Linked DNA regions of Homo sapiens: region 2 is linked to region 1. A link is a loop called in an ENCODE intact Hi-C map of the cell type or tissue named here. Cell type or tissue: ovary. All regions are shown on one strand. Each heading gives the region's core, and the rest is flanking DNA. Links, peaks and the distances in the headings are about the cores only. Region 1 overlaps TMEM114 (transmembrane protein 114). Region 2 has its middle 49 kb from the start of USP7.

Region 1 (12,520 bases), core at 1,441-9,440:
TCAGATGACCTCGTCTGATGTCGGAGTTCCAAGAGATTATATCCAGCAGAACACCGCAGTCTAGCTATGAGCGCCATGCCAGTTCCCAGAAGCTGGAAACTGTTTCTTTCTTTCTCTCCATCACAGGAGTTCATTAGAGGCTTGTTGATGAATGGGAATCAGGTCTCCCGGCCTGAGAGATCTGTGTTTGGTTGTAACAGGCTTTCCACATTACCAAAAGGTTTACAAGATTTCATGCATATTATTTCATTTAGATAGCCCAATACCAAGCTGAGAAACAATAACAATGAACACTTGTATTAGGTTTATGATGTGACAAGCACCATTTTAAGAAGTTTGTCCATTTTACCTCTTCCTCAGTACACAATCCTGTAAAGTGCATACTCTTAGTATTCCCATTTAGCTGATGAGAAAACTGAGGCTTGAAGGTTATAAAGTAACTTGCCTACAGACCCTCAGCTGGAAGTGATAGGGCTGACATTGGAACCCTGGTGAGCATAGGTGGCAGGTGTTGCATCATTGTTTACTGAAACAATAAACGGAGAAGTGTGGTGACCAGTTGTCCTGGTTTATCCTGCCTGGTCCCTGTAGACACCTATGGTCATGGTAGATAATTTAATACAGTTGATGATTGTTTGATTCTCAAAAGTGTGATTTGGATGGTCAATCATACGGGTACTCTGTCAACATGCGTGCAAGAGAGGAACTGTCTGCGACTTATTTATTTTTGTCTTCATACCAGTGCTCAGTGTGGAGCTAGACTCACAGCAGACACTCTTAATATGTTTGCTGAATTTAATAAGTTCTAGATCAGTGGGCAGGTGTTTTTACTCTTATTTTGCCAATGAGGCTCAGAGTGGTCCAGTCATTTGTCCAAAGTCACACAGCTTGTATGTCACAGACTCTTTTTCAGTGGTCTTTTGACTGTAACCCCTCACTCTGAAACTACATATCCACCACTTCCCAAGTAACCCAGCCCCCACAAAATTGGTGATGATGATTATTTTCATCATATCCACATTCCAAAGGGGACTATCTTCCCCAAGTGCATTCAGAGATGTGGCTAGCGATGGGAGCATTTCTAAGTAGAACAGAACTTGGAATCAATATTCATGTTCCAAAGCCACAATCCTGGGAAAAAAATGTAGCAAAGAATAGGGCACACACACAAAGAAAGCTAAACCAAATTTCAGCAGGAGATTTTATAGCTCTCTCCTGGGTGGCTTGCTCTTACCCAGGCGTTTAATCGAATGTGGACATCAAGGCAGCTTGCAGCACGACTGGGAAACTCACATGGGGCTGCCATGGCTGCACCAACTCTGGGAAACCTCATTAATTTCTGAACGAGAAATGATTTCCTTTCTTGGCCACAGTCTGAGATGATGGTGTGTGGGGGGATGGATTTTAAAGGACTAGGTTTTTGCATGAGCTGTGGTACTTCCCTGCCCAAGACTTTTCCCTGAAAAAGAAAGAAAGAAAGAAAGAAAGAAGGAAGGAAGGAAAGAAAGAAAGAAAGAAAGAAGGAAAGACCACAGGTCTCATCCCCTGTAATCACATTTTATCACAGGACAGCCTTGGGAGGAAGTTCAGTCTTGTTTTCTTGACTCACCAAAGTTAGTGCCAATTGAGGGACTGAAGGCAAAACATTTTGGTCAGAGTGGAGGTCACGGACCAAGTTATGATTATCACCATCATCTTTATTATTGATAGAGTTATGATTTATTTAGTGCCTGCTCTACGGGACGCAACACTGCACATCTTACTACATTGCCCCGTGTTGCCCAATGATCTTTACAAGTATTATTCTCATGATAATTCTGTGAGCCGTATACTTTTACCTCCATTTCATAAGAAGTGGAAATGGAGGTTCTGAGTAATTAAATGACATGCCCAGGACCCCACAGTCAGCCTGAATTAGAGTGCAAATAATCCGGCTCTGACGTCTATATTCTTCATCGCCATGAGGTCATCTATTGGGCTCCCTCAGTTTTTTTCTTATTTCCTAGAAACTGACATAGTTTCCTGCCTGAGAGCCACACTGTCTAGCTCAAAATTCACTCATTCACTCACTCATTCATTCACTACATTGTCAACACATATCTCTTCAGCACTTACCATGTCCCAGAACAGAACCTCTGCTAGAAACTCAGGGATACAATTGTGCACAGGGAAATAAGATCCTCTTTGCCAAAGAGCTCATGTTCTGTCAGGTGAGACATAAAAGTGACTCAGATGCCCTCAACACTAGGTAATAAATGCCTGTCCCTATGGGGTGCTGAGGGGGCACAGAGGAAGGGCACTTGACTGGGTGGACAGTGGTGAATGCAGTGTAAGGAAAGACTTCCCAGAACAAATGATGCTTAGCCTGCACTGAAGGATAGGAAAGTATTTATTTTCATACCTATCCTATTGCCAAAAGGATTTAAAGATGCTTGGCACCCAGCTCATAGTAAACAACCAATACACATTTGGTAAATGAAGGATGGATAAAAAAAAAACTTTGCACTTGTTTCCCTTTTTTCTTTGGCTGCTGGGAAGCTCAGAGTCAAATAGTGACAGAGGTATAGACCCTGAAACCTTAGACTTCCTCCTCCTCCATTCACCCCTCATCATGGGTCTTGACTTTCTTGTCATTCGTCTTTTCCACTTGCTGATTTTACAAGTTGTATTATTATTTATCTTTGACTGTTTGGGCTTGGGAGTTCTCTAGAAATGGCCCCAGATCCTACTAGAGAGGAGGCAAGAGAAATACATTCAATGCAGGGACTGTTCTCCAGGTGGATCCGTTTGGCTCTGCAACCCGGGGGCAGCATGTCTCCCTTCACTTTGGTTATCACACACATCACGTGGTCTTCAAGCCCTGAGATTAACAGTGTCCCCGTTAGTTCTCTCAATGCCCAAAGCCCTTCATCCACACAGTCCCTGCTCCCCCAAAAAGCTTTTTCCCATCCAAAAAGCTTGCATGATGCAATCAAGGTGCTGGCAAAAACTTTAAACAAAACAAAACCCAGAAAGCTTGCATGAGGCTCCTCCTTGTGGTGACAAATATGTTCTTGTAGAGAACGGGGCCGGCACTCCAGTCAGTGAAGCCAGCCTTGGGAGAAGGATAACTTCCAAATGATCAGCAAGTGCTGTCCCCAAAATGCCATGCTAAGGACCACAGGGGTTTTTAGATCTCTTAAGGTCCCACGGCTGTGGAGGCAGAGCCAAGGCCCAAACCACTGCCAGCCATCCCCCAATCCCAAGTTCTTCCTAACACCCTGGCTCTTGTAATGAATAATTAATGATGCGTGTGATCATCTGCATTGCGGCTTCTCTCTTGTTAGAAACCAGCTCTGGCCAGGCACAGTGGCTCACACCTGTAATGCCAGCACTTTGGGAGGCCAAGGCAGGAGGATCGCTTGGGCCCAGGAGTTTGAGACCAGTCTGGGCAACATATCAAGACTTCATCTTTACCAAAAATAAAAAAATTAGCTGGGTGTGGTTGTGCACACTTGCAGTACCAGCTACTTGGGCAGCTTAGGTGAAAGGTTTCCTTAAGCCCAGGAGGTTGAGGCTGCAGTGAGCCATGGTCGTGCCACTGTACTTCAGCCTGAGTGACAGAGCAAGACCCTGTCTCAAAAACAAAACAAACAACAAGAACAAAGCACACAGCCTTGCACGAGATGAGCCTCAACCACTGTTGTCATGGTCATCATCATCATCAGAAACAGTAGAAGTAATCGTCGTAGGGGCAGTGACAGTGTGGATTTTCCCCAGCTCTAGTAGGTGCTCGGGAAGTGTTTGTTGATTGAATGAAGGATGTTAGTAACTGTCCTCTGCCTGGTATCCTCTCTGTCTCTTCTAAGCCATGCATGGGACATTTGTGATTCTGCTGCCGCTCAGCCTGATCCTGATGGTTTTTGGGGGGATGACGGGGTTTCTGAGCTTCCTCCTCCAAGCCTACCTCCTCCTCCTGCTCACTGGAATTCTCTTCCTCTTTGGAGGTAGGTGCCCACCCTGCCTAGGGCTCTGGCTTGTGGTCTGGGGGTTGGGCAATGGGTACTGTGTATGAACCCTCAGCAAACGAGGGGGATCCCAGGGCCTCGTGGGGTTCAGTTTCCCCTTCTGGGATATCAGTTGGAAGAGATGAGTGGTTTCCAGCCCAGAATCACTTAGTCTCTGGTTCCAAGACAGGAGCAGTGCAGAGGGAGCAGCTTCCAAGAATCCTTTTCATTACTTCACCAAAGAAGCCGCATGTATTACCTTTGCCCAAACTCGTGATAGCTTCAAGCTTTAGGGCTGTGAGCTGGCAGGAGACCCTCGCTCCAGCCACCCTCGCTCTATTCTGCTGATCAGCCATTCTGATAGATACTGCTTTGATCGACTAAAAAACGGGCATGACCAGGCACAGAAAGACAAACACCTCATGATCTTTCTATGTAGAATCTAGAAGAGTCAAATTCACAGAAAGAGAGAATGGAACAGGCTGGGGGTGGGGGCAGGGGAGGGTGGGGAGATGTTGGTCAAAGAACACACAATTTCAGCTGAAAAGAAGGAAGTTCAGTGATCTATTGGGCGTCATGGTGACAGCAGTTAACAACAGCCTATTGTGTTCTTGAAAATCGCTGAGAGTAGATTTTAGTTCTCACCACACACAAAAGAAATGCTAAGTATGTGAGGCCGTGCCTGTGTTGAATAGTTTGACCGAGCCACTCCACAGTGTACACACACATATCAAATCCTCATGCTGTGTACCGTAAATACATACAATTTTTACTTGTCAATTAAACAGCAGCACACACAAAAACAAGATGAAACAAAACAACAGGTGGACAGACAATGGCTAGGTTAACACCACTGGTTGGTTTAGTGGACCAGAGGTTTTGAAAAATGGGACCTGGCACGTGGCTGGCTGCCTTAAAGGCTGTCTGTATCCCTGTGTATTTGAAATGTTCCTTTTAAAAAAAAAAAAAAGCAGTGATGACATGCTCCCTTGGAATCCACAGAGGAAAAAAAACAAAAGGGATGTCTGGAGGTGAAAATATTGCAAAGTTCTCATCTCCTCTAACCACTCACTATTATTATTACTATTAGCATTAATAGTTCACCCAGTGACAAATTCTCGAAACCAGCACTGCCTGGTAGAAGTTTCTGTGATGGTGGAGAAGTTCCCTAATCCATGCCGAGCATCGGGAGCTGCAAACCAGGCCAGGGCAGTGAGTGCTGATGGGGGACTGAGCTGTTAACTTCATTTAGATTAGTTAACTTAAATTTAAATAGCCATGTGTAACTGGTCAGTGGCTATCGTACTGGACCATGTGGCTCAAATCTAATATCTGTGGAGAACCACCGTGGGCCAGGCACCGTTCTCGGTGCTGGGGAATTGAAAATGAGCAAAACCAACAGGAGCATGTCTGCCCTCTGGACACTCACAGGCCACTGGGGGAGACAGATGTTAGTTAAATAATTACACAAACATGCCTGCAATCCCAGCACGTTAGGAGGCAGAGACAGGCGGATCACTTGAGGTCAGGAGTTTGAGACCAGTCTGGCCAATATGGTGAAACCCTGTCTCTACTAAAAATACAAACATTAGCCGGGCGCGGTGGCGGGCATCTGTATTCCCAGCTACTCAGGAGGCTGAGGCAGGAGAATAGCTTGAACCCGGGAGGTGGAGGTTGCAGCAAGCTGAGATCGCAGCAAGCTGAGATCGCACCGCTGCACTCCAGCCTGGGCGACAGAGCGAGACTCTGTCTAAAAAAAAATTACACAAAAGAATGCAAAGTTGCAATTGTGACCTGGGCAGTGATGGGCAGCTGTATGGTGCTGTGGAATCACTGCTCAGGCAAGTCCAGGAATCGAAGCGTGAGCTGCCATGTGTGGGAAGGGTAGGAGTTGCCGATGACAGGCAGAGAAGCAGGGGTGAATGCACCCAGCGGGGAGACTAGCACGCGCAAAGGTCCCGCAGCAGGAAGGAGCGAGGACGCTGGACGCTGAGCAGCGTGGCTGGGCAGGGCGAGGAGGAGGAGGGGAGTGCTGGGGCGGGGTGGGGGATTGATCTGCTCTCCCTTTGCCCTCCCTGCAGCCATGGTGACCCTCGCTGGGATCAGCGTCTACATAGCGTATTCAGCCGCCGCCTTCCGGGAGGCGCTGTGTCTCTTGGAGGAGAAGGCCCTCCTGGACCAGGTGGACATCAGCTTCGGCTGGTCCCTGGCCCTGGGCTGGATCAGCTTCATCGCCGAGCTGCTCACCGGGGCAGCCTTCCTGGCAGCAGCCCGCGAGCTCAGCCTGAGACGGAGGCAGGACCAGGCCATATGAGCCTGGGCGCTGGGTCGTGGAGGGGAGGGAGGGGCTTGGCCCCGGAGCTTCACCGACCGATCTCCATCGGCTGCGGCCTCTTCTTCCTCAAAGGCCACTCGGGGAGGCCAGGCACCCCCCTCCTTCCCCCACAAATCCCCGCGGACTAAGCTTGGGGCCTGGCTGTTATCCTAGTACCTGTGTGCTTATGTCCGTGTGTGTCCGTGTGGCCTGGAGGAGCCCGAGGGAGTGCCAAACCGCTTCGCGAGAAATAAAAACGATCCTTTAATCACACACAGAGCTTTACAGATTGCAAAGTCCTCACGCCCCCTCCGACTTCATTTCCTCCTCACCCATGTCCCTTGGATCAGCTCCTTGGTGGGTCTGGGAAAGGGAGAGGGTGCCCTACCTCCTGGGCCCTGTAATGCGTTCAGCTCTCTCTGGGGAGCTCTGGCCTGGAGTTCCTTTTGCTCTAAAATAACTCTGGCATGACATGGGCTTTCTACGGGGTCAGGTTAGGTCTACAATATGAAGCTGCGAGACTCCCAAGGGGTTGGCCAATTGATAGAGCACTCTTCAAGACTAATCATACCTTTTCCGTCCTCCCCCAGAAAAATCCATCCCTCCTTTCATCCTGGTGTTCTGCCCCTGGGAATGGGCTCCCCATCCGGGTCCCCTGGGGCAGTGCTGTTCACATTTAGCGCGCCCCAGACTCTATGGGCTTGTTGATACTCTCGGGCTGATGCCACCCCCAGGGTGTCTGAGCCAGGAGGCCTGGGTGAAGCCCAAAAACTCACATTTCTAAGTGGCTTCCAGGCGATGCCGAGGCTTCTGGCCCAGAGCCACTGTTTGCATAAATGCCGAGGTGGGGCGTTTATTAAGTGACAGAGAAGGGTTGTCATCTTGCTGCTCTTAGAATCACCTGGGTATCTTCCAAAAATCCTGCTGCTGTCTACATCCTTGATCTGATATTCTCTAGGGCTGGTGTCCAGGCATCAGTGTTTTTTAAGAGCTCTCCAGCCTATTCTAACCCAAAACCATGGCTGAGATTCTGTTCCTGCAAGATTCCAAGTCATGAGATGTAGGGGAGGGCCCGAGGAGCCTTTGGCTTAGGAAACTCTGGGAGGTGCTGATGGTTTGGGGAATACTGGTGTGGATTAAAAGATGACAACACGATTATCAACAATATGGCATCATCGTCTTCATCATGACATCATCATCACCATGACGTCAACACTGTCATCATCATAGCTGACACCCACTGAGTACTTTCTATGCACCTGTGCTATTCTCCATGCCAGTCGGTCAGTCAGTCATTCAACAAACATCATGACATCATCACCACCATGCCATGACATCACCACCACAACGACATGACACCACCATGACATCAGCATTGTCATCATTATAGCTGACATCCACATCTATGCACCTGTGCTATTCTCCACGCCAGTCGGTCAGTCAGTCATTCAACAAACACTCAAAGGAAGGCCAGTACACACCAGCAACTGGGGGGGCAATGACTCCTCCAGACCCAGACCTTGCTCTCTGGGGTGCCACATGATTGAGGAGAGAGAGGCATATGAAATACGTAGCCCGTGGTGAGGACTAGGAGATAAGCAAAGCAGGGTACAGATGAGGAAACTGAGGCACTGGCAGGTTAACATAACTGGACTAAGGGCATAAGGAGAGAAAGGGACGCAACTGGGAGTAAACTTCAGAACTGCCTGATCCCAAGATGGTCCTCCCCCTACTTCCACCAACGCCTGCACTTCTTTACTGGCTGTCTGCTCCTTTCAGGACGTTGCTGCGACGTCCCTGTCTAATCCGGAAAGGCGCAAAAGGAGTGGGTTACTCACATGGCCACATGGGGCTAAATGAGCGCTGTTGGAAAATCAGTTACAATGCTGGGGAAAACAAAGTTTTTGCAAAGTGAGGGCAACCATGCTACCGAAAGGGCGGTCTCTGCTTCCACCTGCTGGTCGTATTGTGGAACTGCTCCAGAGGCAGGATTTGATCCCCAAATTCGTCAAGAGACACGTTTTCAGCCCTCCTAGCGCCCAAGTGCTGGATTAAATACTGCAGGGCCAGAGTTCTCAGCTGGGGCGATTCTCTCCCCCACCTGACATTTGGCAGTGTTTGGAGACAGTTTTGGTTGTTCTTAGTGCGTGTGGGGAGTGGTATTACCGGCAGCTCCAGTGGGAAGAGGCCAGGGATGCTCCTCGCATCCTATGATGCTCAGGACATCTGGTCCCACACGTCCACCTTGGGACATGCTGAGACACTCTGCTAAGCGAGCAATAATGGACAATAACAAACCAAAACATGTGTGCACCTCAGGAACTGACAACACAGAATAAGCTCATTCATTCGCCCATCCATTCATGCATTTGATAAATGCTTGCCAGATACCTACAGTGTCAGAGACTGTTCCAGGGCCTGGGGACACATTCATGGGGGTGGCCAAGAAAATCTCCACCCTTCCTAGCTCACATGGGAACAGATGATAAACCCATGAACCAATAATCTATCTGAGAGATTCAGACAGTGATTAGTGTTATGAAGAAAACAAAACAGGGTGATGAGGCCGGGCGCCATGGCTCATGCCTGTAATCCCAGCACTTTGGGATGCCAAGACAGGCAGGTCACCTGAGGTCAGGAGTTCGAAACTAGCCTGGCCAACATGGTGAAACCCCATCTCTACTAAAAATACAAAAAAAAAAAAAATAGCCAGCTGTGGTAACACGCGCCTGTAATCCCAGCTACTTGGGAGGCTAAGGCAGGAGAATCACTTGAACCCAGGAGGTGGAGGTTACAGTGAGCCGAGATCGCACCATTGCGCTCCAGCCTGGGTGACAGAGTGAGACTCCATCTCAAAAAAAAAAAAAAAAAAAAACCAGGGTGATGGGATGAAAGGTGTCTGGTAGAGATGTGACTCCAGGAAGGACAATTAGAAAGGGCTTCTTGGAGGAGGTGACATTGTGCTGAGACCCGCATGAAGAACCTGTAGGTAGGGAAACTGCAGACCAGGCAGGTGACAGCAGACGCAAAGGCCCTGAGGTGGGAAGAAGCTTCTGTGTTAGAGGGAAATGAAGAGGGAGGGTTGATGGAGAGAAATAGGAGGTGAAGGTAGAGGCAGGGAGAGAGAAGGCAGTGGGCGATGCCCATGGCCCGTGGTAAGGAGGTGCTGATGATTAAGTGGGGTTGGGATGCTGTTCCATTCTGTTCTGTTCTGTTCTATCCTGATCCATTCTGATCTGTTCTATTCTGATCCATTCTGTTGTGTTCTGATCCATTCTGATCTGTTCTATTCTGATCCATTCTGTTGTGTTCTGATCCATTCTGATCTGTTCTCTTCTATTCTGATCCATCATTCTATTCTGACCTGTTCTGTTCTATTCTGATTTTTTTTTTTTTGAGACTGCGTCTAGCTCTGTCACCCAGGCTGGGGTGCAATGGCTCAATCTCGGCTCACTCCAACCTCTGCCTCCCAGGTGCAAGTGATTCTCCTGCCTCAGCCTCCCCAGTAGCTGGGACTACAGGCACGCACCACCATGCACCATGCCTGGCTAATTTTTTGTATTTTTAGTAGAAATGCGGTTTTACAGTGTTAGCCAGGATGGTCTCGATCTCCTGAGCTCATGATCCACCTACCTTGGCCTCCCAAAGTGCTGGGATTACAGGCGTGAGCCACCGTGCCTGGCCCGATCCATTCTGTTTCGATCTGTCCTGCCGTATTTTAATCCATTGGATTGGTTCTGTTCTATTCTGATCCATTTTGTTCTGATCTGTTCTGTTCCATTCTGTCTTGTCCTCTCCTCTTCTATTTTCTTATTCCACTTGGACTCTCTCTTGAGAGTGATATGCCTTTAAGACAGTGGTTCTCAACCCTGGCTCTACATTAGCATCACGTGGGGGTCCTATTTAAAAAACAACCAGTTGCTAGCACTGGGGCCCCAATGGAGCCAAATGCAATCAGACCCTCGAGGGCGGACCTGGGCATTGTTATGTTCACAAAGTTCCCCAGGTGATTCTGCTGTGCAGGGGAGGTAAGAACCACTGCTCTAAGACCCTTAGGTCTGTTGTGTGAACGGACCGGCCTGCAGGGGTGAGAGTGGTTGCAGGAAGTACAGGGAGGGGCCTCCCAGGGCCAGATGAGAGGAGAAAGAACTCGGAGCAGGTGGAGGTGTGGTCAGATCCAGGTGTGCTGGACTAACCGGGGGTTAGAGGAGGGGATTTATACTCATGAGAAGGTAAACAGGAGGAGGAAGTGGGACTACGGCGCGTGTCCCTTTGCTGGGGAGGCTCAGCCACGATTTGTCCCCTCAGGTCCAGACCTGGCTGGAACCCCTGGCAAACAACTGGCCGCTCTCTTTCTCTCAGAGAAGGCGCTCTATCTGGCAAAGAAGATCCATTCATTTATTCACTCATTCATTTATTCACTTGCCACCCACCCATCCATTCATTTACTCACTCATTGCTTCACTTATTTATATATTCATGCACGCATTCAGTCTTTGTTCATTCATAAGTTCACTTGCTTATACCTGTCCCATGCTTCATTCATTCACTCACTTATTCATTTATTCATACATTTTCCCATTAATCAATTCACTCATCCATCCATGCATCCATCCACCCATCCATCATTATCCATCCATTTGCTTACCCACTCACTCACTCACTTATTCACTCAGTCATTAATTTACTCATTCACTCACTCACTCATTCACTCACTCACTCACTCATTCACTCACTCATTCACTCACTCATGTATTCACTCAGTCACTTATTTACTCATTCACTCACTCACTCTTTCACTCCCTCACTCACTCATTCACTCACCCATTCCCTCACTCACTCATTCCCTCACTCAGTCACTCATTCACTCATTCACTCACTCACTCATTCACTCCCTCCCTCCCTCATTCATTCACTCACTCATTCACTCACTCATTCCCTCCATCACTCACTCACTCATTCACTCACTCATTTACTCACTAATTCACTCACTCACTCATTTACTCATTCACTCACTCATTCACTCATTCCCTCCCTCCCTCACTCACTCATTTACTCACTCATTCACTCACTCACTCATTCACTCACTCATTCACTCATTCCCTCCCTCCCTCACTCACTCATTTACTCACTCATTCACTCACTCACTCATTCACTCACTCATTCCCTCCCTCCGTCACTCACTCATTTACTCACTCACTCATTCACTCACTCACTCATTCCCTGACTCATTCACTCATTCCCTCCCTCCGTCACTCACTCATTTACTCACTCATTCACTCATTCATTCCCTCCGTCCCTCCCTCACTCATTTACTCACTCACTCATTCCCTCCCTCCCTCACTCACTCATTTACTCACTCACTCATTCACTCACTCACTCATTCCCTCACTCATTCACTGACTCATTCACTCACTGACTCATTCTCTCACTGACTCATTCTCTAACTCACTCATTCACTTATTTCATCACTCATTCACTTATTTCATCACTCATTCACTTATTTCATCACTCATTCACTCACTCACTCATTCACTAACTCACTCATTCACTAACTCACTCATTCACCCACTCACTCATTCATGCACTCACTCACTCATTTACTCACTCATTCACTAACTCATTCACTCACTCATTCACTAACTCACTCATTCACTTACTTATTTCCTCACTCATTCACTCACTCACTCATTCATGCACTCACTCACTCATTTACTCATTCACTCACTCATTCAGTCACTCATTTACTCATTCACATACTCATTCACTCACTCATTCCCTCCCGCCCTCCCTCACTCACTCATTCACTCATTCACTCACTCATTTACTTACTCGTTCACTCACTCATTTACTCATTCCCTCACTCACTCATTCATTCACTCACTAATTCACTCACTCACTCATTCACTCATTCCCTCCCTCCCTCCCTCCCTCCCTCACTCATTCACTCACTCACTCATTCCCTCCCTCCCTCACTCATTTACTCACTCAGTCATTCACTCACTCATTCCCTCACTTATTCACTGACTCATTCATTCACTCACTGACTCATTCACTCACTCACTCATTCACTAACTCACTCATTCACTTACTCATTCACTTACTTATTCGCTCACTCATTCACTCACTCATTTACTCATTCACTCACTCATTCAGTCACTCATTTACTCATTCACACACTCATTCACTCACTCATTTCCTCCCTCCCTCAGTCACTCAT
Region 2 (12,520 bases), core at 2,942-10,941, 440 kb before region 1:
TATTTATTTGAGATGGTGTCTTGCTCTGTCGCCAGGCTGGAGTGCAGTGGCACAATCTTGGTTCACTGCAACCTCCGCCTCCTGGATTCAAGCGATTCTCCTGTCTCAGCCTCCCGAGTAGCTGGGACTACAGGCGGGCGCCACCATGCCTAGCTAATTTTTGTATTTTTAGTAGACATGGGGTTTCACCATGTTGGCCAGGATGGTCTTGATCTCCTGACCTTGTAATCCACCTGCCTCGGCCTCCCAAAGCTCTGGGATTACAGGCATGAGCCACCATGCCTGGCCCCTCTTTTTTATTTTTTAGAGACAGATTCTTACTGTGTCACCCCCGCTGGAGTGCAGTGGTGCAGTAATAGCTCACTGCAGCCTCAAACTCAAGAGCTCATGCAATCCTCCTGCCTCGGCCTCCTGAGTAGCTGGGGCCACAGGTGTGCATCATCATGCCTGGCTAATTTTTAAAAAAACGTTTTGTAGAGACGGGGTCTTACTGTGTTGCCCAGGCTGGTCTCAAACCCCTAGCTTCAAGCCATCCTCCCACTTCAGCCTCCCAAAGTGCTGGGATTATAGGTGTGACCCAATGTGCCCGGCCACCATGGCTGGTTTTAAGTTACCAACATGAGATGATGTAACGTTGATGATGGGAAGAGATGTACAGTGGCACACCATGATACAGTGTCCCCATCATACAGATGAAACAGATATAAATAACTCAAACACACAGATAATGCTAAAATGTAATAGAATAATTAGAAAGTGATGAGTTTTGAGTACTTATTATCTTCACTTTTTTTTTTTTTTTCTTGAGATGGAGTCTCACTCTGTCATCCAGGCTGGAGTGCAGTGGCATGATCTCGGCTCACTGCAACCTCCACCTCCCAGGTTCAAGAGATTCTCCTCCCTCAGCCTCCCGAGTAGCTGAGATTACAGGTGCCTACCACCACACCCAGCTAATTTTTGCATTTTTAGTAGAGACGGGGTTTCACCATGTTGGCCAGGGTGGTCTCAAACTCCCAACCTCAGGTGATCCACCTGCCTTGGCCTCCTAAAGTGCTGGGATTACAAGCTTGAGCCACCACATCCGGCCTGGATATGCTGTATTTACCAACTAATAGGCATTTCTTTTATTTCCATTTTTTGGCTGTTGTAAACAATACAACGAAATTTTTGAAGACTTAACAATCAGTTCTCACAAGCTGGTATGGGCTGGCTCCAGCACAACCCTGCACACAGCGGCTGTTTCTGAACCAAGAAAAAACAGGCAGATTCATGCTCAGAAGAAAATACCAAGAACAATTCCCTTTTTTTTTCTTTTCTTCTGAGATGGAGTCTTGCTGTGTCCCCCAGACTGGAGTTCAGTGGCGCAATCTTGGATCACTGCGAACTCCACCTCCCGGGTTGTAGTGATTCTCCTGCCTCAGCCTCCCCAGTAGCTGGGACTACAAGCCTGCACCACCACGCCTAGCTAATTTTTGTATTTTTAGTAGAGACAGGGTTTTGCCATGTTGGCCAGGCTGATCTACAAACTCCTAACCTCAGATGATCCACCCACCTCAGCCTCCCGAGTAGCTGGGATTATAGGCATGAGTCACTGCACCCGGCCGCCAAGAATAATTCTCATAGGGCTAGAGAATCTCCCTAGCATTGAGTACCAAGCTGTTAAAACCTGGAGATTTGTCTTCCAGAGCCTCATTGTGAATGGGCGAAAAGAGGGATCTTGAAAGGCATCCACTAAAGGCACAGAAGGGCACACACAGCAGGGCAGGCACTGGCTAGGGAACCAGAGAGACCCAGCTCTGCCACGTTCTGGCTATGGGACTATGAGCAAGTCACTTCACCTTTCTGAGCCTCCACTTTCTCTTCTATAAAATGAGGCTGACTGGCCAGGTGTGGTGGCTCACACCTATAATCCCGGCATTTTGGGAGGCCAAAACGGATGGATCACCTAAGGTCAAGAGTTCGAGACCAGCCTAGCCACATGGCGAAGCCCCGTCTCTACTAAAAATACAGAAATTAGCTGGGCATGGTGGCGCATGCCTGTAATCCCAGCTATTCGGGAGGCTGAGGCAGGAGAATCACTTGAACCCAGGGGGTGGAGGTTGCAGTGAGCCCAGATCACACCACTTCACTCCAGCCTGGGTGAAAGAATGAGACTCTGTCTCAAAAAACAAAAAACCAGAAATGAGGCTGATTATACTGCCTACCCTAAAGGGTTGCTCTGAGCATTAAGTGGAATAACCATGCACAAAGTGCTAGGCACTTGTCTGAATTAGAGGAAGCATTTGATAACTACTAACTCCTAATATGGTCCTATCGTGTCCCTCCACTGATCCAGGACAGAATGATGGGGAACAACAGTATCTCCCTTGATTGGTCCCTTTCTCTGTCATGGCGCATTGTGGTGCCATCCTGACCCCACAGTGTGGCCAAAATTGGGCAATGAGTAAACAAATGCCCCAGAGGTGGTTGTTGTGCTCACTGAAGTCTCATGTCCAGGATGCCTCCGGGCTGCCAACTATGGGGAAGGAAGTGGTGAGAACACAGGCCATTCAGCAGCTCATTCACTTTGCAGACTTGCCTGCCCCATGGATAAACATGGTTGATAAAGACAAACAATGGCGATTGTTATTTGAAACATCCAAGGCAGAGAGAGCAAAACAATAATGTCTCTGAAAACTTTGAGGGTTTCTGGAAAGAGCTCTGGATTTGCAGCCAAGATTCCCTGTGACAGACCCTGGGTGACTTTGCTTTTTTTTTTTTTTTTTGAGACGGAGTTTCGCTCTGGTTGCCCAGGCAGGAATGCAATGGCATGATCTTGGCTCACCGCAACCACCACCTCCCGGGTTCAAGTGATTCTCCTGCCTCAACCTCCTGAGTAGCTGGGATTACAAGCATGCGCCACCATGCCTGGCTAATTTTGTATTTTTAGTAGTGACGGGGTTTCTCCATGTTGGTCAGGCTAGTCTCGAATTCCCGACCTCAGGTGATCCACCCACCTTGGCCTCCCAAAGTGCTGGGATTACAGGCATGAGCCACTGCGCCCGGTCTGAGATTTACTTCTAGCCAATACACTATGATATTGTTGTTGGATGCAATGGTTCACGCCTGTAATCCCAGCGCTTTGGGAAGCCAAGGCAAGAGGATCATTTGAGGCCAGGAGTTCGAGGTTACAGTGAGCTACTATTGCATCACTGCACTCTAGCCTGGGTGACAGAGTGAAACCCTGTCTCTAAAGAAAAAAAATAGAATATGACATTGCTAATATAATTAAGGTCAGAAACTGGGCTGGGCACAGTGGCTCACATCTGTAATCCTAGCACTTTGGGAAGCTGAGGCAAGTGAATCACTTGAACCCAGGAGTTTGAGACCAGCCTGGGCAATATAGCAAGACCCCAAGTCTACAGAAAATACAAAAATACAGGTGTGGTGGTGCACACCTGTAGTCTCAGCTACTTGGGAGGCTGAGGTGGGAGGATCGCTTGAGTCCAGAAGGCAGAGGCTGCAGTTAGCCAAGATCCCATCACTGCACTCCAGCCTGGGCAACAGAGTGAGACTCTCTGTTTTTTTCTTGTTTGTTTGTTTGTTTGTTTTTGGTTGTTTGTTTTTTTGAGACGGAGTTTCTTGTTGCCCAGGCTGGAGTGCAATGGCGTGATCTTGGCTCACAACCTCTGCCTCCCGGGTTCAAGCGATTCTCCTGCTTCAGCCCCCCGAGTAGCTGGGATTACAGGCATGTGCCACCACGCCCGGCTAATTTTGTATTTTTAGTAGAGATGGGGTTTCTCCATGTTGGTCATGCTGGTCTCAAACCCTCGATCTCAGGTGATTCTCCCGCCTGTACCTTCCAAAGTACTAGCATTACAGGCATGAGCCACCGCGCCCGGCCAAGTTATGATACTGGTTTGGCTGCTGTGACAAAGGTCAAACTAATAGGGGCTAAAATGAGATAAAGGTTTGTTTTTCTCTTAAGTCACCTCCATCCAGGACTGATAGGCCAGTTCCGCAGTGTCAGAGATTCAGGCTGATACATCCTAGTCCACAGTGGCTACTCCAGGCTGCGGTGGCTCACACCTGTAATCTCAGCACTTTGGGAGGCCAAGGCGGGCAGATCACTTGAGATCAGCAGTTCAGACCAGCCTGGCTAACATGGTGAAACCCCATCTCTACTAAAAATATAAAAAAATTAGCCTGGCGTGGTGGCGGGCACCTGTAATCCCAGATACTAGGGAGGCTGAGGCCTGAAAATCGCTTGAACCCAAGAGGTGGAGGTTGCAGTGAGCTGAGATTGTGCCACTGCACTCCAGCCTGGATGATGGAGTAAGGCTCTGTCTCAAAAAAATTTTTTTAAAAGGGCTACTGCAGCTGGGCGCAGTGGCTCTCACCTGTAATCCCAGCACTTTGGGAGGCTGAGGCAGGCAGATCACTTGAGGTCAGGAGTTTGAGACCAGCCTGGCCAACATGGTGAAACCCCGTTTCTACTAAAAATACAAAAATTAGCCGGGTGTGGTGGTGCACACCTATAATCCCAGCTACTCAGAAGGCTGAGGCAGGAGAATTGCTTGAACCAGGGAGGCAGAGATTGCAGTGAGGCAAGATTGCGCCACTGCACTCTACTCTGGATGACAGAGACTTTGTCTCCAAAAAAAAAAAAAAAAAGGGCTACTTCAGTACCCACCATCACACTAACAATCCAGCCAGCAGGAAGTAAAAATGGAGAGCATGCTTGTTTCTTTTAAGGCCACGACCTAGAAGTTGGACGTGTCACTTTGCTCACATTCTATGAGCCAGAGTTTAATCAAGTGGCAAACACGGTCTCCTCTGAGTGCTCAGGTAACACACAGGGACCTAGTACTGAAGAAAGAAGAGGAGAATGGCTATCAGGGGAAAGTTAGAATTCACTGCCACAAGCTGAAGGAAGAAAATCTCAGGCAGAAGGAATTACAATTGCATGCACACACAGGCTTTCAGAGCAAATGATACTTGAGCTGGGTATTAAAGATGTTTGGAGTGAGCTGGGTGGAGAGGGCAGCCTGGGTAGAAGCAAGGAGACCAGAAAGATGCCAGTGTCTGGAGACAAGAAGCCCAGTGTGCCTGGAGCACTGACAGCAACACAAATCTTGAGATGCAGCTGCCACCCTCCCTGTGTTATAGGTAAATAAAGCTCAGAGAGGTTCAGAAACTTGGCCAGGATCACAGGCTGGACTCTGTGAGGCTCAGGTGTAGTCAGGATTCAACTGATGAGGTCAAGAATCAAACCCAGGCTTATAGGATGCCTGCAGGCTTACAGTTTTTCTCTGCTCAGTAGGATTTTGGGTTTTGTTTTGTTCTCTGCATAAAATCACTAGTTCTCAGTCCTGGCTGCACATTATAAACACCTGAGAAGGTTTTTTTGTTTTTTTAGTATCCAGGTTGGTCATAGTGGCTCATGCCTGTGATCCCAGTGCTTTGGAAGGCTGACTTGGGAGGACTGCTTGAGGCCAGGAGTTTGAGACCAGCCTGGGCAATATAGTGAGACCCCAGTCTCTTAAAAAAAAAAAAAAAAAAAACTAGCTAGGTATGGTGGCATGCACCTGTAGTCCCAGCTACTCAGGAGACTGACGCAAGAGGATTGCTTGAGCCCAGGAGTTCGAGGCGGCAGTGATCCATGATCTTGCCACTGCACTTCAGCCTGGGCAACAGAGTGAGACCATGTCTTAAAATAAAAAAAAAAAGTCAGTGGGGTGGGCCACACCCCCCAGACCCATTGAACCAGGCTTTCTGGACATGGGGCCCAGCCATCAGTATTTTTTTTTAAAGTTCCCCACCTAATACCAACATGCAGTCAGGTTTGAGATCCTCCTATATCCGAGATCATGTTCTGGTGACCCCAGATTCCTTATTCCTACTGCCCAGATGGATGTGATTTCGTCATACCTCTTAATGCGAGTACCAGAAGATTCTAGAAGTTGGGGGAGGAGGCTTGCAGAATCCAAAGCAGAACAGCCCGTGTTCGCTCTGCTCCAGCACGAGGCCTGGGTGATTTATTCCCACGTCTTGCTGTCCCATTTGCAAGAAAAGGAACTCAGAGTATCTCCCTCCGCTGGTTTGCTCACTACGACTCCCACCAGGTGAGAAACAGGAGCCGGACTTGGCATGGGGGCAGGCAGGCAGCTGCTGCCGCCGCCTCCTCCTCCCGGGAGCTCAGTCCCAAAGTGGTCCAGCCTGCTTCCCTCCCACCCCTGCAGGCGGCAGATGGAGCTCGCGTCCTCCGCACGCACCGTCGTCGCCCCCAGCCGGCCCTGTGCTGGCAGAGAGGGGAGAGGGGACGCCAATGGGAAGAACAGCTCCCCCACTGCTGGGTGCGCCCGGATTAATTCTGTAGCCTGGGAAACGCAAAGGGTCTCCAGGGCTCTCCTCGCTTGGAGTCACTTTTTCCCTTTAACATCCAAATCCGGGAGCTCCAGTCCCCATCTCAGGACTCCCACCTGAAACTGAAGGCCTAGGGGGCGGTGTGGCTCATGCCTGTGATGCCAGCACTTTGGGAGGCTGAAGTGGGAAGATCGCTTGAGGCCAGGAGTTGGAGACCAGCCTGGGCAACACAGCGAGACCCCTGTCTCTCCAAAAATAAATTAAATTTTTTTTTTTTAGACAGTTTCGCCCTTGTTGCCCAGGCTGGAGTGCAATGGCATGATCTCGGCTCACCACAACCTCCGCCTCCCGGGTTCAAGTGATTCTCCTGCCTCAGCCTCCCAGGTAGCTGGGATTACAGGCATGCACCACCACGCCCAGCTAATTTTTGTATTTTTAGTAGAGACGGGGTTTCTCCATGTTGGTCTGGCTGGTCTCGAACTCCCGACCTCAGGTGATCCTGCTGCCTCGGCCTCCCAAAGTGCTGGGATTCCAGGCATGAGCCACTGCGCTCACTTTCTGTGCACTGTAGGCTGTTTAGCAGCACCCCTACCCTCAGCCAGCCAGATGCCAGGAGCATCCTGCCACCCTCCCCCTATTTATGACACCAAAAATGTCTCCAGACACAGCCAAATGTCCACTGGGAGAGGGAAGAATCACTCCTCCTTTGCCCGTCATCCCTATTTGAGGACTTCTGACCTGAAGAAGGAGGCTCTTAGCTGTGAGTAATTATGGACCACAGCGGCTGGGAAAACCAAGCTTGTGAATTCTGAATCTGGATTTCTTTCAAAGTAAGGCCCCCAAAGCGTGTTGTTTGCTGATCTAGAGAAACCCTGCACGAAACAAATTCTTACCTGACCCTGAAGCTTTCTGGGGTTTTGTTTGTTTATATTTTAATGCTGTGAGAATAAAATAGATGTTTATATGAAAATTTAAATTGTTTGGTTGGGCGAAGTGGCTCACGCCTGTAATCCCAGCACTTTGGGAGGCCAAGGCGGGTGGATCACCTGAGGTCAGGAGTTCGAGACCTGGTGAAACCCCGTCTCTACTAAAAATACAAAAATTAGCTGGGCGTGGTGGTGGGTGCCTATAATCCCAGCTACTCTGGAGGCTGAGGCAGGAGAATCACTTGAACCCGGGAGGCGGAGGTTGCAATGAGCCGAGATGGAGCCACTGCACTCCAGCCTGAGCAACAAGGCGAGACTGTGTCTCAAAAAAACAAATAAATAAATAATTTTTTAAAAAGTAAAGTGTTAACACATTCCCTAGTCCACAACAAGTGTCAAATAAAAAATAAAAATAGGCCGGGCATCGTGGCTCATGCCTGTAATCCCAACATTTTGGGAGGCTAAGACAGGAGGATCGACAGAGCTCAGGAGTTCAAGACCAGCCTGGACAACATAGTGAGACCCAGCCTCTACAGAAAAATTTAAAAATTAGCCAGGCATGGTGGCATACATCTGTAGTCCCAGCTACTTGGGAGCCTAAGGTGGGAGGATCGCTTGAGCCCAGGACGTTGAGGCTGCAGTGAGCCATGTTCATGCCACTTCACTCCAGCGTGAGTGACACAGCAAGACGTGTCTCAAAAACATAAAATAAAATAAAAATAATAAATAAGAAAGTGTCAGCCAGGTATGGTGGCTCATGCTTGCAATCCCAGCACTTTGGAAGGCTGAAGCGGGTGGACTGCTTGAGCTCGGGAGTTTGATACAAGAGTGGGCAACATAGTGAGGCCTTGTCTCAAATAATAACAATAATAAAGTGGCCAGGAGCAGTGGCTCATGCCTGTAATCCCAGCACTTTGGGAGGCCGAGGCGGGCAGATCACCTGAGGTCAGGAGTTCAAGACCAGCCTGGCCAACATGGTGAAACCTCGTCTCTACTAAAAATAGCCAAGTGTGGTGGTGGGCACCTTTAATCCCAGCTATTCGGGAGGCTGAGGCAGGAAAATCGCTTGAACCTGGGAGGTAGAGGTTGCAGTGAGCCGAGATCACGCCACTGCACTCCAGCCCGGGCAACAGAGTGAGACTCCGTCTCAAAAAAATAAATATAATAAAATAAAGTGTGACGCAAAAATGATGAGTTTTTTTGAAGTGAAACAAAACAGGTAGCATTTAGTTTCCCTTCTGAGCTAAGCACTGCATGGCACGATCATGGATCAGGATTTGGTTGTCACCTCTGCATCAAATTAGTGTCTTCGAAAGGTGCACTAAACTGTCCCTTTGATCCAATAATTGCCTTCTGCTGTAGTGATGCCACTACACTTCAGCCTAAACTTTTAGTTTAGTTCTCTGCTGGAACTAAAAGCCACTCACTGTTAACTCCTTCAGCCTAAAGAAAAATGTCATTTTGTCAGAACTGAAGTTCAGGAGATGATGACTTGCTGAGACTTTAAGTGTTAACTTGGACATTGTTCTCCCGGATTTGGGCTGAGGATAACATCTGTATCCCCTTCTCAACTTAGTTCCTTTTATCTGACAGCAGACAGCCTACACTCTCATCTTTCCATTTTCACCTTGAATTCCTAGAAACAACTAAACTCAAGTACAATGACTATCAAATGCATTGACTGGCGGGGCACGGTCCCTCACACCTGCAATCCCAGCACTTCGGGAGGCCAAGGCAGGTGGATCATTTGAGGTCAGGAGTTCGAGACCAGCCTGGCCGACATGGTGAAACCCCGTCTCCACTAAAAAGACACAAATTAGCCAGGTGTGGTGGTGCATGCCTATAAGCCCCACTACTCGGGAGGCTGAGGCAGGAGAATCATTTGAACCTGGGAGGCGGAGGTTGCAGTGAGCCGAGATCACGCCACTGCCCTCCAGCCTAGGTGACAGAACAAGATTCCATCTCAAAAACTAAAACTGAAAACATTCAATGACTGTCTCTTTTTTTGGCAATTGTCCTGTCTTCCTTTTAAGTGGTTTGAGGTGACTCTTTTTTATTTATTTATTTATTTATTTATTTATTTATTTATTTTTTATTTATTTTAACTTGCTTGCTCTAGGTCATCGTATTTCAGGAAGAAATCTCTGTGGATCCCTTTGGGGATGTGAATAAGTAAGCATGTGAATTGTTGAAATTTAGGCTGAACCATATGAAATTGACTTTTTATGGATCAAAAATACACGAATACAGCTTGGGCAACACTTCAGTGAGACCCCGTCTCTACAAAAAGTAAAAAAAATAAAAATAAATAAAAATAAAGCTTGAACCCAGCTCTTCCATCGACTTGGCATGGTAGTGTGCACCTGTAGTCCCAGCTACTCAGGAGGCTAATGTGGAAGGATGGCTTGAGTCCAGGAGTTCAAGGCTGCAGTGAACTGTGATCATGCCACTGCACTCCAGCCTGGGTGACAAAGCAAGCCTCTGTCTCAAAAAAAAAAAAAAAAAAAAAAAAAGCTGAGTATCAGCCAGTCGCAGTGGTTCACACCTGTAATCCTAGCACTTTAGGAAGCCAAAGTGGAAGGATAACTTGAGCCCAGGAGTTGGAGACCAGCCTGGGCAACATAGCAAGGTCCCATATCTTTTTTTTTTTTTTGAGACAGAGTTTCGCTCTTTTTGCCCAGGCTGGAGTGCAATGGCACAATCTCAGCTCACCGTAACCTCTGCCTCCGGGGTTCAAGCCATTCTCCTGCCTCAGCCTCCCGAGTAGCTGGGATTACAGTCGCCTGCCACCATGCCCGGCTAATTTTTTGTATTTTTAGTAGAGACGGGGTTTCATCATGTTGGCCAGGATGGTCTCGATCTCATGACCTCGTGATCTGCCCGCCTCGGCCTCCCAAAGTGCTGGGATTACAGGCGTCAGCCACCGCGCCTGGCCAAGTTCTCATATCTTAAAAAAATAATAAATAAATTAGCCTGGTGTGGTGGTGCTCCTGTAGTCCAGCTACTCGGGAGGCTGGGGTGGGAGAATCTAGCTCGGGAGTTAGAGGTTGCAGTGAGCTATGATCGCACCACTGCACTCCAGCCTGGGCAACAAAGTGAGACCCTGTCTCAAAGGAAAAAAAAAACAGCGAGAGAGAAAACAAGATTCCTTTAAGAGCTAATAAGGCCGGACACATGTAATTGATAAAGATCACGGACCCCTGTGGTTATTCAGCGCCAGCATGCTTTAGAAAGAGGCGTGTGAGGGAGTCATCCGTTCTTCTGGGTTCTCTCTCCTGCTTGCCGGGTGGGGTGCAGTGTCCACCCGGACCCAGCTCCAGAATCTCCGCTGAGCTACTTCTTTCTCCCCGTGGCCACTAGAGGGTGCGAGGACCGCAAGCAGGGGCTGAATCTGAGCCCAGCCGGGGTCAGGGCCCTGAGCTATGGCTGGTGATTTGGCGCTGGAAGGCCCTCCCTGCGCCCCTAGGGAAGGAACAACAGGCTCAGAAACCCAGGACTGCGGTGGACACCCCCACCTCTGAGCCAGCCGCACGTTCTGGAGTGCGTGGGTGCGATGGCAGTCCCCAGGAGTCCCGTGGGAATGAGCACACTGCTGGGGGGCGGGGGCTTTGCTCCCCGTCAGTTCTGCATTTCTGAGCCTTGATCCCACTGGCCCGTTGAAACCCTCTCGACCCCTCTTCAGACAGTCTGGCTGTGTCTGAAAGTGCACAGGTACATTATGGGCTAGAATAACCCTGTAATGGATCGGGCCGTGCTTCCTGTACAAGTCTTGGTTTTCACTTACTGTAAGTAATCCTGCTCCCTTTTCCGATGGGGTAAAAGGGAAGGAGCATAGCTATGAGTTCGCTTAAGCCAGCACAGCGGTGGGCAAGGGAGACAAAGCTGCGGCTGGGACCAACCAAGGCCTCTGAGAAATGATATCATGAACCCGGTGGGGAGGTGGCAGTGGGACGTGCACAGAGCTTGGGGCTCCAGATGCAGACCTGGGTTCAAACTCAGCTCCTCCATCCACCAGCAGGCTTAGGATCTCCCCTCTCAGAGCCTCCGTTTCTTCGTCTTGACGGTACAGGCTCACACCTGTAAGCCAAGGGCTTTGGGAGGCCAAGGCAGGAGGATTGCTTGAGGCCAAGAGTTCAAGACCAGCCTGGGCAACATAGTGAGAACCACACCCCCCCCCCGCCCCCACCCTTGTCTCTACAAAATATTTTAAAATTAGCCAGGTATGGTGGTGTGTGCCTGTCATCCCAGCTACTTAGGAGGCTGAGGGGGAGAACTGCTTGAGCCCAAGAGGTCCGCGGCTGAAGTGAGCTATGATCGCACCACTGCACTCTAGCCTGAGCGACAGAGCCAGATCCTGTCTCTAAAAAAAAGAAAAGAAAAAGTGGGGGTAATATGCAGGACAATGAGTGACTTGAATGAGACAATAGTTCCCCAGCACCCACCATGGTAGCCCTCAACTCATGGCCACTAAAATAGGACAGTGGCTTGGTTACGATGGTTGCAAAATAAATTCAGCTCCAACATGTAGTGGTTTGAAACGACCATGTCATTACGTCTCTGGTTCTGTGGGCGCACTGGGCTGAGATGAACCATTCCATTGCTGATCTCACTGGGGGTCTCTCACGCTGTCACAGCCTGACAGGCTAGAGTCCTCTGGAGGCTCCACAGGATGCTGGGAAGGCTGCCTCCTCTCACTCCCGCGCTGCTGCGGGGCACTGCCTCCACACGTGGCCTCCCCGACAGGGTTGCTGAGCTTCATGCACTGCATTTTGGGATTCCCAAAAGTACAAAAATGGATCTGCCCCAGTCCTCTTAAATCTTGGGTCTGGAGCCCACGCAGCACCACATCTGGCATCATGCATTGGTGAGTCGCAGGCAGCTTGGATTCAGTGTGGGAGGGGACAACTCCAGAGAGCCAGCACCAGAGATGTAGTTCCCAGGGGCCCATTGCTAGGGACTAGACACCGGAGATGACGTATCAGTGACCTAGGGCTGCCGTAACAGATTACCACCAACTTGCTGGCTTAAAATAACACACATTTATCATCTTACCGTTCGGGAGGTCAGAAGTTCAAAACGGGTCTCACTGGGCTGAAATCAGGGTAGAAAGGCTGTATTTCCTTTCTGGAGGCTCTGGAAGATAATCCTTTTTTTTTTTTAAGACTGGGTCTAGCTCTGTCGCCCAGGTTGGCGTGCAGTAGTGCAACCAAAGCTCACTGCAGCCTCGACATCTTGGGCTCAAGTAATCC

Evidence for each region. A loop is a pair of places that touch in the nucleus more often than their neighbours do. Peaks named below come from ENCODE experiments on the same cell type or tissue, not always from the same donor. Only the 100,000 strongest peaks of a DNase experiment are listed, where the experiment ranks them.
Region 2: a loop joins it to region 1, with 2.5 times the contacts of the local background. A loop is called at or near these places in 28 of 110 quality-filtered maps.

Annotation. Positions count from the first base shown.
Region 1 is chr16:8,563,553-8,576,072 of GRCh38, reverse strand. It overlaps TMEM114 (transmembrane protein 114), which reads left to right. Exons shown (of 4, transcript NM_001146336.2): 3 at 3,849-3,986; 4 at 6,068-6,573. The coding sequence ends at 6,300. Among named protein-coding and RNA genes, the nearest start is that of TMEM114, 21 kb to the left of the region's middle. In ovary, for the core only: a CTCF peak has its summit at 8,264 (motif pointing left); DNase peaks (open chromatin) are centred at 6,262 and 8,212.
Region 2 is chr16:9,007,062-9,019,581 of GRCh38, reverse strand. No RefSeq gene overlaps it. Among named protein-coding and RNA genes, the nearest start is that of USP7, 49 kb to the right of the region's middle. RefSeq lists a silencer at 3,776-4,070 and enhancers at 10,467-10,516, 10,316-10,887. In ovary, for the core only: a CTCF peak has its summit at 10,628 (motif pointing right); DNase peaks (open chromatin) are centred at 6,170 and 10,621.